2 separate regions of the Mus musculus genome follow, and region 2 is linked to region 1. The links are chromatin loops, found by intact Hi-C in ENCODE. Cell type or tissue: heart. All regions are shown on one strand.

Region 1 (8,000 bases):
TCTCTTCCTGCTGACTTCAGATCCAGTTGAAGAACTCTCAGCTACTTCCCCAACACCATATCTGCCTGCATGCCACCATGCTCCCTGTCTTGATGATAATGGACTAAACCTCTGAAATGCATGTAGCCAAAACTGGACTTCAACTTGTTATGTAGGCAAGGTCCTCTTGCCTCTGCAACCTGAGTCCTTGGATTTCAGGCATGCACCGTGTCTAGTTTATATGGCACTAGGGATCAAACCCAGGGCCTCATGAATGCTAGGCAGGTGCTCTGCTAACCAAGCTACAACCTTAACCTCTCATGTGACAGTGGTTGCTTTTGTTGTTGATTCTCTATAGCTAAGCACCGGCAGCAGGTTGGAGTAATGTCTCTCGGGAGATGAGTCCACCTGGCCGCTATGCCTTAACTGGAACAAGGAACTCTGAAGATAACATTAGAGAAAGGTAGAGATGAGATCAGGTTAGAGTGGCCCTGAGACTGTCTTAGAAGAGACAAGAAACCAGAGGTGGCCTCAGAGAGGCCATGTGACATCAAGCAGAGATTGGAGGTTCCCCTCAAACCAAGGAACACCAGGACCCACCAGAAAGTCTGTAGGTCAGGATGGTTCTTCCCCCAGATCCTTGCCTGCAAGCCCCTTGAGGTGCCAGTAGCCAGGCTCCACCCTCCAGACTATTCTAACAACCACAAAGATCAGCTTGCCACAAGAGCAGACCACAAAACTTCAACCAATCCCAGGCCGCCCTGGAAAGCATCCGCCTCCCCCCACCCCCACCCCCTGAAATTCTATATAAAGCCCACCTCCTGCTTCTTACCAGAGAAGAGGCAGCCACTCTACTCCTTCCTAAATCTCCTGTGTGAGGTTCCTTGTGCCTGTGACTTTGTGGTCCTGGTTCCTGACTACCAGGATACCTTTCTCCTCTGAGCCGTAACACTTGCGTTGCCCACGAGGACATCAGTCAACATGGCTGCTGTTCTCTAGAACTGTGACAGGGAAATGCATGTTTGCTGTTCTAGGCACATACTTTATGGCTCATTGGCACTGCTGTCTTAAGAGGTGAACATCACATGCTGACTGGTGAAAACAGTGTCTACCTCATCGCTGAGGTGGAGCTTGAGACAGTCCCGGCTGCAATTCCTCTACTGGGCTTAGCAAATTCTCTGTTGATCCTCTGGAGTTCGCAGATGGCTCTCTGGTTTTGCAGGTGGTTCTGGAGTCCTGTGTTGAACTCACTGTGGTGTAGCTGCCAAGCAGGGTGGTAGATGGGGCGGCTTCGCCCACAGCCTCCTTTGTTCTTCTCCAGATGGCACATGCAAGGATGGGGCACAAAACTCACCTTAGGAAGAAAAGTGAAACCGGAGGGAATCAGCCCCCGACTCGGTGGACACAGAGCCCCACTCTGGCTCTTCACGGGGGCCCTTCGACTCTCAAGATCCATGGATTGTTTCTCTATTGCTTCTTTCTGCCTTCAGTACCAAGGTTTTAAAAGCATATCTTGAAAGCACTTTAGTTAGCCACACAACTCTGCATTCGTACTTTCTGGAGTATACGGGAGTCTACTCACTTCTGTGAGGAGAAGACACGGTCTCCAGCTTCCTGGGGCCTCCTGGGGCTGGGCCAGTGGGAGGCAGTCAAAGGTCTAGGAAATGAGATGAGTTACCTTGCACGTTTAGTGATACTTTAATAACTAAAATGCTTCTTTCCACTTGTGCTAATTCAATTCTCCATGAGATAAGCCACCTTGATGTTGGTCCCTAAGGTTTCTAAGTTCAGTGATCAATCACTTCAGCATCTGGTATCTAAGGTAGGATGCCCAGCGTTTTGGAGAATAGGAGCACTCTGTAAACAGGGGCAGAGCAGCTGGAACACACCCCGGCCGGCGAGAGTGCAAAGTGGTGTCGCCATTGTGAAAGAGCATTTGCTTCTTATGAAGTGAAGCATCCTTTACCACACAGCCCAGTATTTCACCCAAAACCTTTATGCTATGTTTATGCTAACTTTAATCACAAGAACCAGAAATACCTCAAATATTCTTCAACTGGGAAATGAAAAAAAAAAAAAACACTATGGTTCAGCAATACAATGAGATTTTCTTTTTCCTATTTTGAAAAATGTATATAATATATTTTGATTATGCTTTCCCCTCCTCAAGCTCCTCCCATATCCTCCTCACATCCCTACCTTTCCCAACTTTATGGTCTCTCTCTCTCTCTCTCTCAAAAAACAACACCTCTCAAAAAACAAGAATCAAATCAAATCAAATCATATCAAAACAAGCAAACACACAAAAAAACCAAAACAACCACCAGTTAGATAAAAATATGCCCAAATGAAACAAAACAAACAGTCCACAGAAAAATGCATGAAGTTCATTTTGTTGTGGCCAACTATTCCTGGGCATGGGGCCTGCTCTGGAGTATAGTTGATGTATGTGGTGGTTTGAATGAAAACGCCCCCATAGACCCATAGGGAGTGGCACTATTAGGTGGTATGGTATTGTTGAAGTAGGCGTGGCCTTGTGGAAGGGAGTGTGTCATGGGGGCTGGGCTTTGAAGTTTCAGAAGCTGAAAGCAGGCCTAGTGGCTCACTGTATCCTCCTGCTGCCTGCAGATCTAGGTGCAGAACTCAGTTGCCTCTCCAGCACCATGTCTGCCTGCACATGCTGTGTTTCCTGACGTGATGATCCATGGACTAAACTTCTCAACTGTAAGCCAGCTCCAATTAAATGTTTTACCGTGGTCATAGTGTCTCTTCACAAGAATAAAAACCTAACTAAGACAATCTACCTAGTGACACTCCATTGGAGAAAATGGCTTTTTTCATTTGCAGGTGGATGTTGGTTGCAAATAACTTCTCAGTGAGAAGTGGGATCCCAAGCTCTCCTCTCAATGCTGTGACAACATCCGGCTCAAACTTGTAAGATACTGGTTCCTTGGTACCCTCCATCCTCGCTGGCTTTTACAATCACTTTTACCTCCTCTTCTGTATACATCCCTGAGCCTTGAAAGGAGCGGTAGGTAGGTTTGATGAAGACTATCTCATTTGTGACTGAGAGCTCCTAGGTCCCTCACTCTGTGCTCTTGTACAATGGAATATTGCTCAGCAGTAAGAAGGAGCAAACTACTACAATACCTTGCATTGCGTTGAGGGAGAAAGGGCTAAATCAGAAAGCTACATGCGTCACGACTCCACTGATTGAGTCAGAAGACCTCAACTGAAGCTGCCTACAAAGGGGAAAAGGCAAGGTCAAGGGTGATGAGCGATTCCGTATTTTAATTATGGTGATGATCACATGTATGTATTCGCATGACAAATTCACAGTACTGTGGACCAGGAGGGGTGAATTATGATGTATGTAAACCATGCCCAAACTTTTAAAAAAGATAGTAAAAAAAGAAAAGAGGCTCAACTAAAAAAAAAATGTATGTCACCCATCCTACCGAACTTGGGGCTGAGAGGCATTATAAAGGAGACCTTATTTATATGTAGCCAAGCATCCAGTCTTAAGCAGCTTGCTATAAACGGGGCACTGTGCTCAGCACTTGAGATAAGATGGTGAACAAATGGATGCTAAGCACATAACTTCGAAAGTATAAACAGAGCAGCGTGCGTGTGTAAAGGATTGGTTCTTGGCCATCAGCAGGGCCTTCTTGGGGGCCGGGGGATATTCCTGTTTAAGTGACGACTGGACTGGCTATGGCTAGGAAAGGGCACGGAGAAGTAGCGTGGATGACTGGACGACTCATGAGTTTCTGAAGTAGGGAAGGTGATGAGATCGTCAGTGTACACCTGAGAAGGAACCCCAAAATAGTTAGGGTGTCTAGCAAGAGTTAGACCGCAGGGAGCAGTGCTGGATTAATGGTATAACCACAGAGGGCCCATTAGAAACATAAACACATTACAGTCAACATGCACGTGAACGCTCACAGTCATAGTATTCATTATTCCGACATGGAAATACCCCCAAGATGAAAATGAAAGAGAATACCCATGCAATGGAGTCCTATTCAGCGTTATAAAAACATGAAAAGCTAAATTAAAATGTGTGATGGCAGAGAGGAGCCTTGAAGACATTGTTGTGCTAAGTAAAAGAAGCCAGTCACGAAACATGACGGGATGGAGTGGTCTTTTGGAGTAGTGTGTGATTCCACTTTCATTTTGACGGTAAGGAAATCTACAGAGTCTGAAGATAAAATAGAGACCAGTTGAGGCCCAGTGGATGGAACGGGGAAGATGGCGTGACTACTAACGTGTATGATATTTACATTTCAGAAGGTGCTCTGACAGTTAGTCCAAGCTTCAAAACAGCTTTAAAACTGCTGTCAATTTATACATTCTTAATGGGTAAATTATCCTATTTGTCTCAATAAACTTGCTTTTGTGACTAGGAGGTAAAGCCTGCGATATTCTTGGTTGTTCTATGTAAAATGTTGAAAACTAGAAATTGTCCAAACACCCCTCAGCGAGTGAGGGGTTATACGAAGTGTAACGTATCAATAAGATGGCATCGTCACAACTAAAGAGGCATCTAGTGACAATAAGAACTAACTTGAAAATACGCAAACTCTCCTTTTCAGTGTAACGGGGACAGTCTCCTCTGTGGGGGAAGATGTAACAGTTCTGGAGAAAGAGCCAAGTGCCAGAAAGCAGGGAGACATCTGAGAACCAGGGCCTCACACTTCCAGGACTCGAGTGAAGAGGTCAGGTGTGGCTGTGCCTGCTTCTTCTGGGGTGGGGGCGGGGTGAGCGGCCAGGAGGCTTGAGTAAGTGGGACGCACACACACACACACACACACACACGCATGGCCTAGGCCAAGTGCGTCAAGTCCAGCTCCGTGAGCCCCAGCAGCCCTCTCGGCTCCTTTCTCCTGCTTGTTCTGTCCGTGACTGAGCCTGTACTAAATGAGCTGATTGCCATTTGTGAGTGTTCAGTTTAGAGAACGAACTCTGTGAGGTGTATTGATACTACAGGGTAAGCCAGAGTAACTTCAGATGGGATTGGTTTGCTGTCTGGGTGTTTTCAGGGCTCGTTGCTGTGACAACCTTAGCAGTTCTCTTTGTCGTGGACCCAGAACATGGACTCCCGGAGGACTCTGGGATAGACACAGTCAAGCCTGAGAATATGAGGCCATCTCTTTTATCTATTTATCTATTTATTTTTTTACACTTCATATTTTATTCCCACCCCCCTCCACCCTCTGACTGCTCCACATCCCATACCTCTTCCTCAACCCCTGTCTCCACAAAGATGTCCCCGCCCGCCACCCAACCAGACCTCTAAACTCCCTATGGCCTCCAGTCTCTTGAGGGTTAGGTGCATCTTCTCTGACTGAACCCAGACCGGGCAGTCCTCTGCCGTATGTGTCAGGGGCCTCATATCAGCTGGTGTGTGCTGCCTGGTTGGTGGCTCAGTGTCTGAGAGATCTCAGGGGTCCAGATTCATTGAGACTGCTGGTCCTCCTGTAGGGTTGCCTTCCTCCTCGGCATCTTCCAGCTTTTCCCTAATTCAACCAAAGGGTCAGCATCTTTTGTCCATTGGTTGGGTGCAAATATCTGCATCTGACTCTTTCAGCTGCTTGTTCCGGAGGGAAGTCATGATAGGTCGCTTTTTGTGAGTGCTCCATAGCCTCAGTAATAGTGTCAGGCCTTGGGACCTCCCCTTGAGCTGGATCCCACTTTGGGCCGGTCACTGGACCTTCTTTTCCTCAGGCTTCTCTCCATTTCCATTCCCGCAGTTCTTTCAGACAGAAACAATTATGGGTCAGAGTTTTGACTGTAGAATGGCAACCCCCTCCCTCACTGACTTCCTGCTGGAGGTGGGCTCTATAAGTTCCCTCTCCCTATTGTCTGGCATTTCATCTAAAGTTCTTCCCTTTGAGTCCTGAGAGTCTCTCACCTCCCAGGTCTCTGGTGCATTCTGGAGGGTCCCCACAAACCTCCTACCTCCAGAGGTTGACTATTCACATTCTTTCTGCTGGCCCTCGGGGCTTCAGACCTTTTCCCTCACCCAATACCAGATCAGGTTCCCCTCTTACCCTCCACACTCCTAGTCCTATCCACTTTCCCTCTCAGATCCCTCCCTCCCTCCCTCCCTCCCTCCCTCCCTCCCTCCCTCCCCACTTGTGATTGCTTTCTTCTCCCTCCCAAGTGGGACTGAGGGAGGCATTTTCACTTGGGCACTTCAGCTTGTTGAGCTTTCTGAGTTCTCTGGACTGTATCTTGGGTATTGTCTTAGTCAGGGTTTCTATTCCTGCACAAACATCATGACCAAGAAGCAAGTTGGGGAGGAAAGGGTTTATTCAGCTTACACTTACATACTGCTGTTCATCACTAAGGAAGTCAGGACTGGAACTCAAGCAGGACAGAAAGCAGAAGCTGATGCAGAGGCCATGGAGGGATGTTCCTTACTGGCTTGCTTCCCCTGGCTTGCTCAGCCTGCTCTCTTATAGAACCCAAGACTACCAGCCCAGAGATGGTCCCACCCACAAGTGGCCTTTCCCCCTTGATCACTAATTGAGAAAATGCCTTTCAGTTAGATCTCACGGAGGCATTTCCTCAACTGAAGCTCCTTTCTCTGTGATAACTCCAGCGTGTCAAGTTGACACAAAATTAGCCAGTACAGATGGTAAGGGCTCAGTATCTGGGTTAGAAACACAGGCCCATCATTAATAACAATGTAACACTGAGCACGTGTCTTCCTTAAAGAATCAAAATGTGTCAAATTGCAATACTGATCTCATTGGCATGTTGTGGGGACTTCACGGGACAAAGGTATGTGCTGAGCACACACTGGAATAGGAACTATGTTGGTAAACTGTCATGTGCTGTTGGAACTCATTTAGAGCGAACTCTGAGAACAAGAGGTGGCCTCAGACGCAGCAATACCACTCTTGGGAGTATACCCAAAAAGATGCCCCGCCAGGCCACAGAGGCACGTGTTCTACTATGTTCATAGCAGCCTTGTTTGTGATAGCCAGAAGCTGGAAACAACCCAGATATCTCAGGACAGAAGAGTGGATACAGAAAATGTGGGTCATTTACACAATGGAATACTACTCAGGTAGAAAATATCATCCTGAGTGAGGTAACTCAAACCCAAAAGGACGTGCATGGTATGTACTCACTCATAAGTGGATATTAGCCAAAAAAAAAAAAAGTACAGAATACCTGCACTGGCTAATTTGGAGCAACTTGACACAGCTGGAGTTATCACAGAAAAAGGAGCTTCAGTTGAGGAAATGCCTCCATGAGATCCAACTGTAAGGCATTTTCTCAATTAGTGATCAAGGGGGAAAGGCCCCTTGTGGGTGGGACCATCTCTGGGCTGGTAGTCTTGGTTCTATAAGAGAGCAGGCTGAGCAAGCCAGGGGAAGCAAGCCAGTAAAGAACATCCCTCCATGGCCTCTGCATCAGCTTCTGCTTTCTGACCTGCTTGAGTTCCAGTCCTGACTTCCTTGGTGATGAACAACAGTATGGAAGTGTAAGCTGAATAAACCCTTTCCTCCCCAACTTGCTTCTTGGTCATGATGTTTGTGCAGGAATAGAAACTGACTAAGACACCATCTGAGGCCAGATCTGAACCAAGGCTTGGGGAAGCCTTTCTTCCTGCCTTCCTGGATTGCCTCCTCTTCATACCCCACCTAGGCGGAGTCCCACCTGTTATCTAGACCACAGAATCTCTGTTTTGGAGGGGTGTGTACATGCATGTGTGCACATGCGCATGCCCAGGCGCATGCGTGGGGGGATGCCAGCGTCTTTCTCAATCGCCGTACACATTATTACTATTTTTTTTAATTAATTTATTTATTTGTATTCTGTGTGTGCGAGTGTTTTGCTTGCAAGTATGCAAGTATGCCGTGCACATGCTTGGTGCCTGCAGAGGGGGTTGGTTCCTCTGAAACTGGAGTTAAAGATGGTTGGTAGCTATCACGTGGGTGCTGGGAACCAGACCTCAGTCCTCTGCAAGTGCAGTATGTGCTTCACCACTGAGCCATTTCTCTGGA
Region 2 (8,000 bases), 200 kb after region 1:
GCAGCTCCTGTGCCCGCCCAACGCCCGCCCGGTGTAACGCCCGACCTCAACGTCCAGCTCTGGACTTCCGGCTCCCAACGACCCACGCCCGAGACCGTCTTGGAAACCGAGCTCCGGAGCCCGGGCGCCCTGGACCGCCTGACCCAGAAAAAGAAGAAAGGGCGCTGGCCCGGACTGGTTTCTGAAGCTGACCACTCATGCTGGCGTTTGCCCTACCCCGCAGCTCCGAGGTCCAGGAGCTCCACCCGTGCTCACCTCGCCTCGGACGCTCAAAGCCGCCGCGTGGTGCGGGGCCCGCGCCTGCGCAGTTTACTCCCACGTGCGCGCAGCCCCACCCACGCGCCCAGTGCAGCCGAGCCTGCGGAGCTGCTCTGATTGATCACCCGCAGGTGCTTGGTGGTGGTGCAGGCTCACCCAGGAATTTCTAGCTTTACAGGAATTTCTAGCTTTCTCTAGAAAGGTGTCCCGGAGGCCGCGCTGAGAGTCACTGAGGTTGCTATTTTAACTAGGTGAGGGACTTTTGGTTTTCCAGCTTACTCTCCTGGGCCTGCCTCCTCTGGAAACTAAACACGCCAGACCCAGGCCCCCAAACAGTCACTTCTTGAATGTTAAGAAGCAATGCTCAGATTTATGTCTTTGTTCTTTTTACATTTTCACTTATTTTGTGCCATGGCACATATGTGGAAGTCAGGGCACAACTTTTGGGAAGTCGGTTCCTTTGTTTTGAGACTGTATCTCATTATGTAATCTCTAGCTGGCCTGTTACTTGGATGTAGACCCTGAGCACAGAGACCCACGTGCCTCTGTCACTTGCAATGTTGACCGGGTTGGCCGTGAACTCAGAGATAACCAACCACCTGTGGTTCTCTGGAATGCTGGGGTTTTAAAGGCATGGACTACTGTTATGTCTCAAACCCAGGACGAATGGTTGAGTGCCTATTTAATATATCAAATTGGACCTGGCTGATAGGTTCTCCCAGCATCCCTCAGTCCCTACCTGTTACAGGGTATGACTGGCATACCCCACCCCCAACCCCTAAACTTCTCCAGCCCAGGGTCTGGGCTGCTCTTCCCCCAGCTGCCTTTCCCTATATAATCTGGCCATGTTGGTTCTCCAGGCTTTTGTCTACCCTTTTCTCTCCTGGCTCTCCCTCTCCCCGGCTCCTCACAGAACCCAGGTCAGGGTCAGGTTCCCTCTGGACTCTCTTAGATGTCTCTGTCTCTGCTCTCCCTCATGTCTATAATAAACCTCCTACTACACCATACCTAGGAGCAGTCATGTCCTTCCTTTTTTAATTTCTTTTTCTCTCTTTTCCTTCAGCTATCATGCCGGTCATTATCTTTTCTTCATTTTTATTAATTTCTAGAATATAGAAAAAGAAGAGTTCTCATTGGTGAGGTTACAATCAGTTTCTCCTAAAACAAACATGTTTGAAACTGCTGTTATTAACGAAGCCCATGATTTGTTCGGATTCCTGCCCTGCTTCTATACATCTTTTTAGCCAGAATCTAACATCACATTTAGCTATCTTCCCATAGCCAAGGCAGTTTCTCCTGATTGACAGCTTCCAGGAGCACCGAGGAGGCTTTTGGAAGCATCCTCCTGGTCCTGGGGTTTGTCTGATGCACTTGATAGGAATGGAGTATGAGTTGTTTGGAAGACTACAGAGGCAAAGTCACACTTTTATTGTAGGATACTGTCTGATACATTTTATGAACATGATTCACAATAATGAATAACAGGCGTCATCATATGACTGACATTTATTACATTTCTGCCCCGTAAAGTTTCCCCCTTTCCACACAATGTGATAGAGGAGAAAGTCGTTATGCCCCACCTCTGAACAGAATATGTCCTACGCTATTTTACACACTTCTTGCTCCAAACTCGTAGCCACGCCTTGTAACTTTTCAGTCCAGGCTCTTTGGTGGAAAATAGAGATGTGGAGAGTAAGGGTGTGCGTTAGGCTGTTGGGATTCTTTTCAGTAGTCACCCATCACCCCCAGGACTGAATTCCAGGCCTTCCCCCATGCTAAGGCAAATATTGTAGCACCGACTTCTCCATGAAAAAAATAAATCTCCAATTTCATCGTGATATTTCTAAATCCAAATGTAGGATTGCTGTAACTTTAGCTTGTTCAAAACCGATTTTTAATGATGGCTCTTAAACACTTTAGCCTCCCTTGGAGCCCACCACCCACCAGAGTTAGTGGAAAAGAAAGGATATGGGGGTTGTGGGGGGAGAGTGGACCTGTTTAGAAAGGTTCTTTGGAGCAACTCCCATCTGTGTTGTCAGGAAATCATCAGTTCACTTCACAGTTCAAAGACAGCAGCAGCTCGATCCACGTGCAAACACTTCACAGACACACCAGCAGTTCAGTTCAGTGGAGTCAGGATAGCAAGCAGGAAATCAGCAGCGGTGGCACGACCTAGCAGAGACAGCCAGGCCCCAGCCTTTGCTTTAGCATCCTCTCCTGTGTCTGCTTCAGGGAAACATTCCTTCACTTAGCCTTTCATGCCTGTGTCCACTTTAACGGAACACTCCTTCATGTGTTTGCCCCAGCAGAACACCATCCAGCACGTTCCAAAGAACCCTTAGCGTTTCCACTTCAGATTGCAGCGTTTCCATCTCATCTCTTTGGTTTTACACCTGTATTTCTTCTCTCTTATGATTTAAAAAATTAGTTTCCCAGACATGCTTAATACATTTTCTTACCAGTTATAAGTTCTGAAGTACATTTCAGAAATAATGCTAATGTTACTTCTAACAATATGAACAGATAAACAACTCAGTGTGTCTTCCCTCCTTTTGGGATAACATACCTTACTAGGAATGTTTAAAGTCCAGCCATTCTTTTCAAAGTAAGAAAACCTATGTATGTCTGTATGAATGCATGCATGTATGTATATACGTATGCATTTAGGAAAAGGGTCTCCTGCAGGCTAAACCCTAAGTGGTTCCTACTTGCACCTCCCAAATGCCTGGATAACCATTGTAAGCCACTACTCCCGGCTCAACCCATAGTTAGGGTCTCATTTCTGTGAATTGACACTCTTCACACCAAGGCAACTCTTATAAAAGACAACATTTAATCAAGGCTGGTTTTACAGGTTCAGAGGTTTAGTCCATTATTATCACGCTGGGACGCACAGCAGTGTGCAGGGGGTTGAGGGTTAGGGTTAGAGACAAAGAGCAGAGAGCTCTACCTCTTGATTGGAAGGCAGCAAGGAGGAGACCGAATATGTCTCACACTGGGTGTAGCTCAAGCATTTATATGAGAGCTCAAAGCCTTCCTCCACAATGACATACCCTGTCCAACAAGGCTACACCTCCTAATAGTGCCACTTCCTATGGGCCAAGCATTCAAATACATGAGTCTATTCAAGTCACCACCGCACCTTAATTGTAAAACGTACTGTAATACATTACCATAATTTGAGGAGGGAGTTGTCATTTTCTGATTAAAAAAAGACAGAGGGTTAGTAATATACCACATTGAAGATTTTCCTCCTCAGCAATTATGAAAGTAATTTAACAGTAATATGCTTGGATTTACAAACTTGCCACTGAAGACGAGTCTTAACTATTTTCACTTACAACTGTCTACACGGCCCAGAACTTTAACACATCTTTTCTCCGGACAGAGGTGGTTTGCAAAACCTCCAGACTAAAACTGCTCACCTTCCCTACCTCCTCCAACTGGGCTTAGTCACTATAATATACAACCTGCGTGCAACCATGCAACCGGATGGGTTACGCAGCCCAGGCAGGCTTAGGTCCTCTGCGTGGAGCACACTAACAAGCTTACTAGTAAACAATGGCACTCGGTGCCACTTGGAGATCCCAGGTCAATTATTATTATGGAAACCCTGCAGAGCTCTCTCCCAGAGATGAAGCTCGCATGCCCAAGTCAGCTGCTCCTGCGGACTTGGCTCACCCACAGGCAGCGCAAAGTTTGCACCATCAGAACCGGGAAGCCACAATCTCTAGTTCTCTTTTATTACTTTATGCCACTGACTCATTAGATGACCGGCCAAAGGGTGAAGAAAAAAAGATGGCAACTTCCTTCCGATAGAAAGCACCGGCTTGGGACGGGAAAGGGAAAGAGTGGCCCAACCGGACAACAACAGCCTGCTACAGCCTCCTTGGGCTTAAGTGGAGGTGGCACGGAGATGCTGGGCGGGGCCTCTAGAAACCGCGAGGACTGGAGGCGGCGCCTCGAAAACCACGCCCGCCTCCAGGTGCTTAACGTCACGCGGTCCGCGCCGCGCTGATTGGCTCGTTCAGGGAGCCCCGCCCCCTCAGCTGTAGCCGCGCCGGCTTAGGCGTCGCCGCCATCTTTGTTGATGTGTCAGCTCCGCAGGGGTTTTGGGGGAAAACCTCCGCTGAGAGCCCGGGATCTGCAGTGGTCTCCGCGCGTGACTTCCTCACCCACTCCGCGTCGGCTACACGCCGCCATGGGTTCGTCGGCCCTGGAGCCGGAGCTCCATCGGCCTCGCTAGGGTGCGGCCCGGGGCTGGACGACGGACGGTGAGTGGCCGAGGGGCGTCCGGGACGGGCGCGCTCGGGGAGCGCTGGTCTGCGCGCGTGGACGTGACGGGGTGGTAGCCCCGGGCTGTACGCAACTCCGCGCGTGGACGTGACGGGGCTGGCGGGGCCCTCGGGGGGCTGTGCCCGGAGGCGCGGCCGCTCCCCCGCCGCACCAGCGCGGTATCTCCGGGGACGCGGTCCGCAGCGTTCGGCTTTTCCAAAGATCCCGATGTATTTTCATATATTTTCACCTTGGTAGGGAAACCATTTCAGATTTCTCTCTCCCCTTCTACCTATCCTCAAAGTAGCAATCCCAGGGAAACAGCGCGCGGGGAGAATGATGGCTCAGCTGCCAACAATTCGTAACTTGTTACAATATTCACATCTTGATTGTTATTTAGAGAGGAGACTCGGGTTTGTACGCAGAACACCTGGGTTAGAGTCAGAAAAGACTACAGTAAAAAAATATGACAGCGAACCAGAAAAGATGTCTCAGACCCAGTGTCACGCACGGTCCTTTGATGTCCCAGCCTTTTCCTTTCTTCTGAAGTGGTACACAGGGTGCTTGTCTGAGGAAAAGATGAAACAAATCAGTTATGACAGTGTTTCAAAGTGCACGTGTAGCCAGCCATCCCAAGGAAAATCGGTCTGTTAAGTGTTAGGTTTATTAGCGTGGATGTGGCCTTTGTGCACTTAATTGTGAAGGAGATTAAGGACCCAGAGACAAGTGATACTGAAACGGATGCGTCTTGTGTATCAAGTCCACCGTGTGCAGCTACTTTTTAGCTCTTCGTTAATTAATGGTTACACAAATGAAACAACAGTAATGATTGGCCTACTTCTTTTATGGTTCCTTTTTGGTCTTCCCATGTTCCCATGTGCAGATTTTGGGCAGGCCATAATCTTGTACTGTTGCACCAAGGCCTTCCTTCTCCTTTGTACAGGGTAATAGGTAAGTATGACTTTGGAAGGCTACCAGAAGACACAGGGACTGTGTTTAGTTTTTTTGAAGGCCTTTTCTAATTTAAAACAATAGAAACTTAAGGTGTTTGATTGAGAACAGGTTCCATGGAGTAAGGGTGACATTTCCCAGTCTGATTTTTTTTTTTTTTTCCAGACTGAAATCCTGAGTGGTAGAAGAAGGGGCACTCATAAACCTTTAGTTCCTTCACACAGGAACCAAAGACTTATTCTTTGATGCTGTGCAGTGCGGCAGCATGGCTGCTGCTGATTCCTTAGTGTGTTCAGTCCTGAAAGTGACTGTGATGAACAGAACACTCAGCCCAGCTCTCTGAGGAAGCTGTGATGGTTGGGAGCCCAGGCAGCCTCACTGAGAAAACTGTCTTTCCGTTTGACAGCATCTACCCTGGTTTACAAAAGTCATTCAACTCACTGTAAAGAAAGAATATTCAACTTCAAATTCTGCTTTGTTTGTTTGTTTGTTTTTAATAATAAAACTAAAATTTTTCTTTTATTTTTTTTGTCTTTAAATGACTAAGGTCAGGTTTTGATTTTTCTCATAAACATCACTTCATTTACAATAGTTTTATTTAGTATTTATTTTAAAAGCAGCAACAGGATAGATAATTTAGACCTACAAATGCTCCTGTAATCTTACACCATTTCAAACTTATTTGAACTTGCTTAATGGAGAGTTTGCATCCAAGAAGTAAACTATTAGGTAAAGGGGCAGTAGACACCAAGAGCAGAAGCAAACTCTAGGATACTGCCAACTGTCTTGAGCGTAGTGGAAGCAAACTCTAGGATAATGGTAACTGTCATGAGTGTATTTCTTAAAGCTTGAGCTGGTCATTCATTGTAGGCTTATGTAGTAAGTACTAAATAGGTGTTGTTTTTAATAAAACTTAAATCTTACCAAATTAACCAAATTCAGGCATAAGTACAACTCTTTTAGTAAATGTAGAAATTCTATTTAATTGAATTCATTTTTCTGATATTTGGTTTTCATATTTTTTTTAAAGATTTATTTTATATATATATCAGTAGACTGTCACTGTCTTCAGACACACCAGAAGAGGGCATCAGATCCCATTATAGATGGTTGTGAGCCACCATGTGGTTGCTGGGAACTGAACTCAGGATCTCTGCAAGAGCAGTCAGTGCTCTTAACCGCTGAGCCATCTCTCCAGCCCCATTTTCAGATTTTTTTGAAAGAACGGTTAAATAAAAGTACTTACGTTTTTCTCAGACTTTATTGCAGTTGATACATTCTGTACAAGTCGCTTCAAGGTAGAGTTCTGTATTAATGTTATGCCTCAATACTTTAAAAGCCATTTTAGAGTCTAAAGTACCCAAACCATGGTTGCCTGTTTCAGAGGTGAGAGTGTTACTGCTGCAAGATATCAGCTATCCAGTGTCTCACTGAAGATACAGTAGGGGAAACTCAAGAAGACAGGAGCAGCTGTGGGCTGTGTGCCGTCTGTGTGACCGTTAGAGAGCTGAGGCAACTTAGTACATTCAAACTGTAGTTGGGCTTGATGCTGACTCTGAAGTCTTCCTTCTTGGAGAACCAGTTCTAGAGATCTTTGAAACAACAGTCTTAGCTTTCTCCTCTTAAAGTAAGACTGGGTCTAGGCAAGCTTGCCTTCTGTGAAACCCCAGTCCCGGCTCTTTGCATCCGGGAAATGTGACTGACTAGTATTTCTTACACAGCTTCTCTTCTGTTTCTCTGCTTTGTTATTTTAGTTTAAAAGCTTAATCTAGCAAAGTGTGTCAGCATTTACTATTTAGGGATTATGAGGAGATACTGATTGGATGCTTTTTGATTTTTTACTTTTGACTTGAGATGACGGGCCAGAATTTTGCTAGAGCTGATAGGAAAGGAAAGGAAGTGACTTTAGTTATGCTACTTTCAAACCCCTTGGGAAATATGCAAAGACTGTCTTAAAGTATTTATATTTTCTTACAAAGGACAGGAAACCATTTTATTGACTTAAATAAGTGATCTCCCAAGCCTCGGTTGCATATGTCAATGCATACTAGAGAAGGGTGGGTCTACAGCTAGAATTATTGGGGGGCGGCGGAGTGGTGCAAAATCTAAAAATTATAAAAAATATTTGAACTAAGATTATTCAACTGGATTTAAAGCCAAGCCTTTATCCTGAAATGTTGGTTTGCTTTATACTGCTACAGTGGGAAGGATTCTGATCTGTGGTCTCAGCATTTCACAGCAGCAAAACAAAGATTTAACAGGCTCAGTATTAGTCAGACTGTACCTGAGGCCTGCACCTGAGGGTGCCTGTTTTATTTTGCACCATGTTCCAATGCCTACAACAGCGTCCATATGGAAAAGCTGCCCTGTGCATGTTTGGCAGGTGAACACTTGGGACTTTATTTTTGAGTTGGTTCCTCTGCATGATGCTCATTTGATGACTTGTTACCAATTATCTGTAGATTGAATTCAGTTTCTATTTATAGTTTTGTGAGCCAGCCTACGGTTTTGTTCTT

What was found. Hi-C counts contacts between places; a loop is a spot of excess contacts. Peaks named below come from ENCODE experiments on the same cell type or tissue, not always from the same donor. Only the 100,000 strongest peaks of a DNase experiment are listed, where the experiment ranks them.
Region 2: a loop joins it to region 1, with 2.5 times the contacts of the local background. A loop is called at or near these places in 4 of 42 quality-filtered maps.

Annotation. Positions count from the first base shown.
Region 1 is chr19:57,018,382-57,026,381 of GRCm38, reverse strand. It overlaps a transcript of Afap1l2 not described here. Among named protein-coding and RNA genes, the nearest start is that of Afap1l2, 14 kb to the right of the region's middle. In heart, no CTCF peak of the experiment used is centred here; no DNase peak of the experiment used is centred here.
Region 2 is chr19:56,818,520-56,826,519 of GRCm38, reverse strand. Ccdc186 (coiled-coil domain containing 186) reads left to right here and starts at 4,321. Exons shown (of 16, transcript NM_170757.2): 1 at 4,321-4,532. It overlaps Tdrd1 (tudor domain containing 1), which reads right to left and starts at 311. Exons shown (of 26, transcript NM_001002238.2): 1 at 256-311. In heart, no CTCF peak of the experiment used is centred here; a DNase peak (open chromatin) is centred at 4,269; H3K4me3 peaks cover 2,608 bases; H3K27ac peaks cover 2,139 bases; H3K27me3 peaks cover 1,606 bases.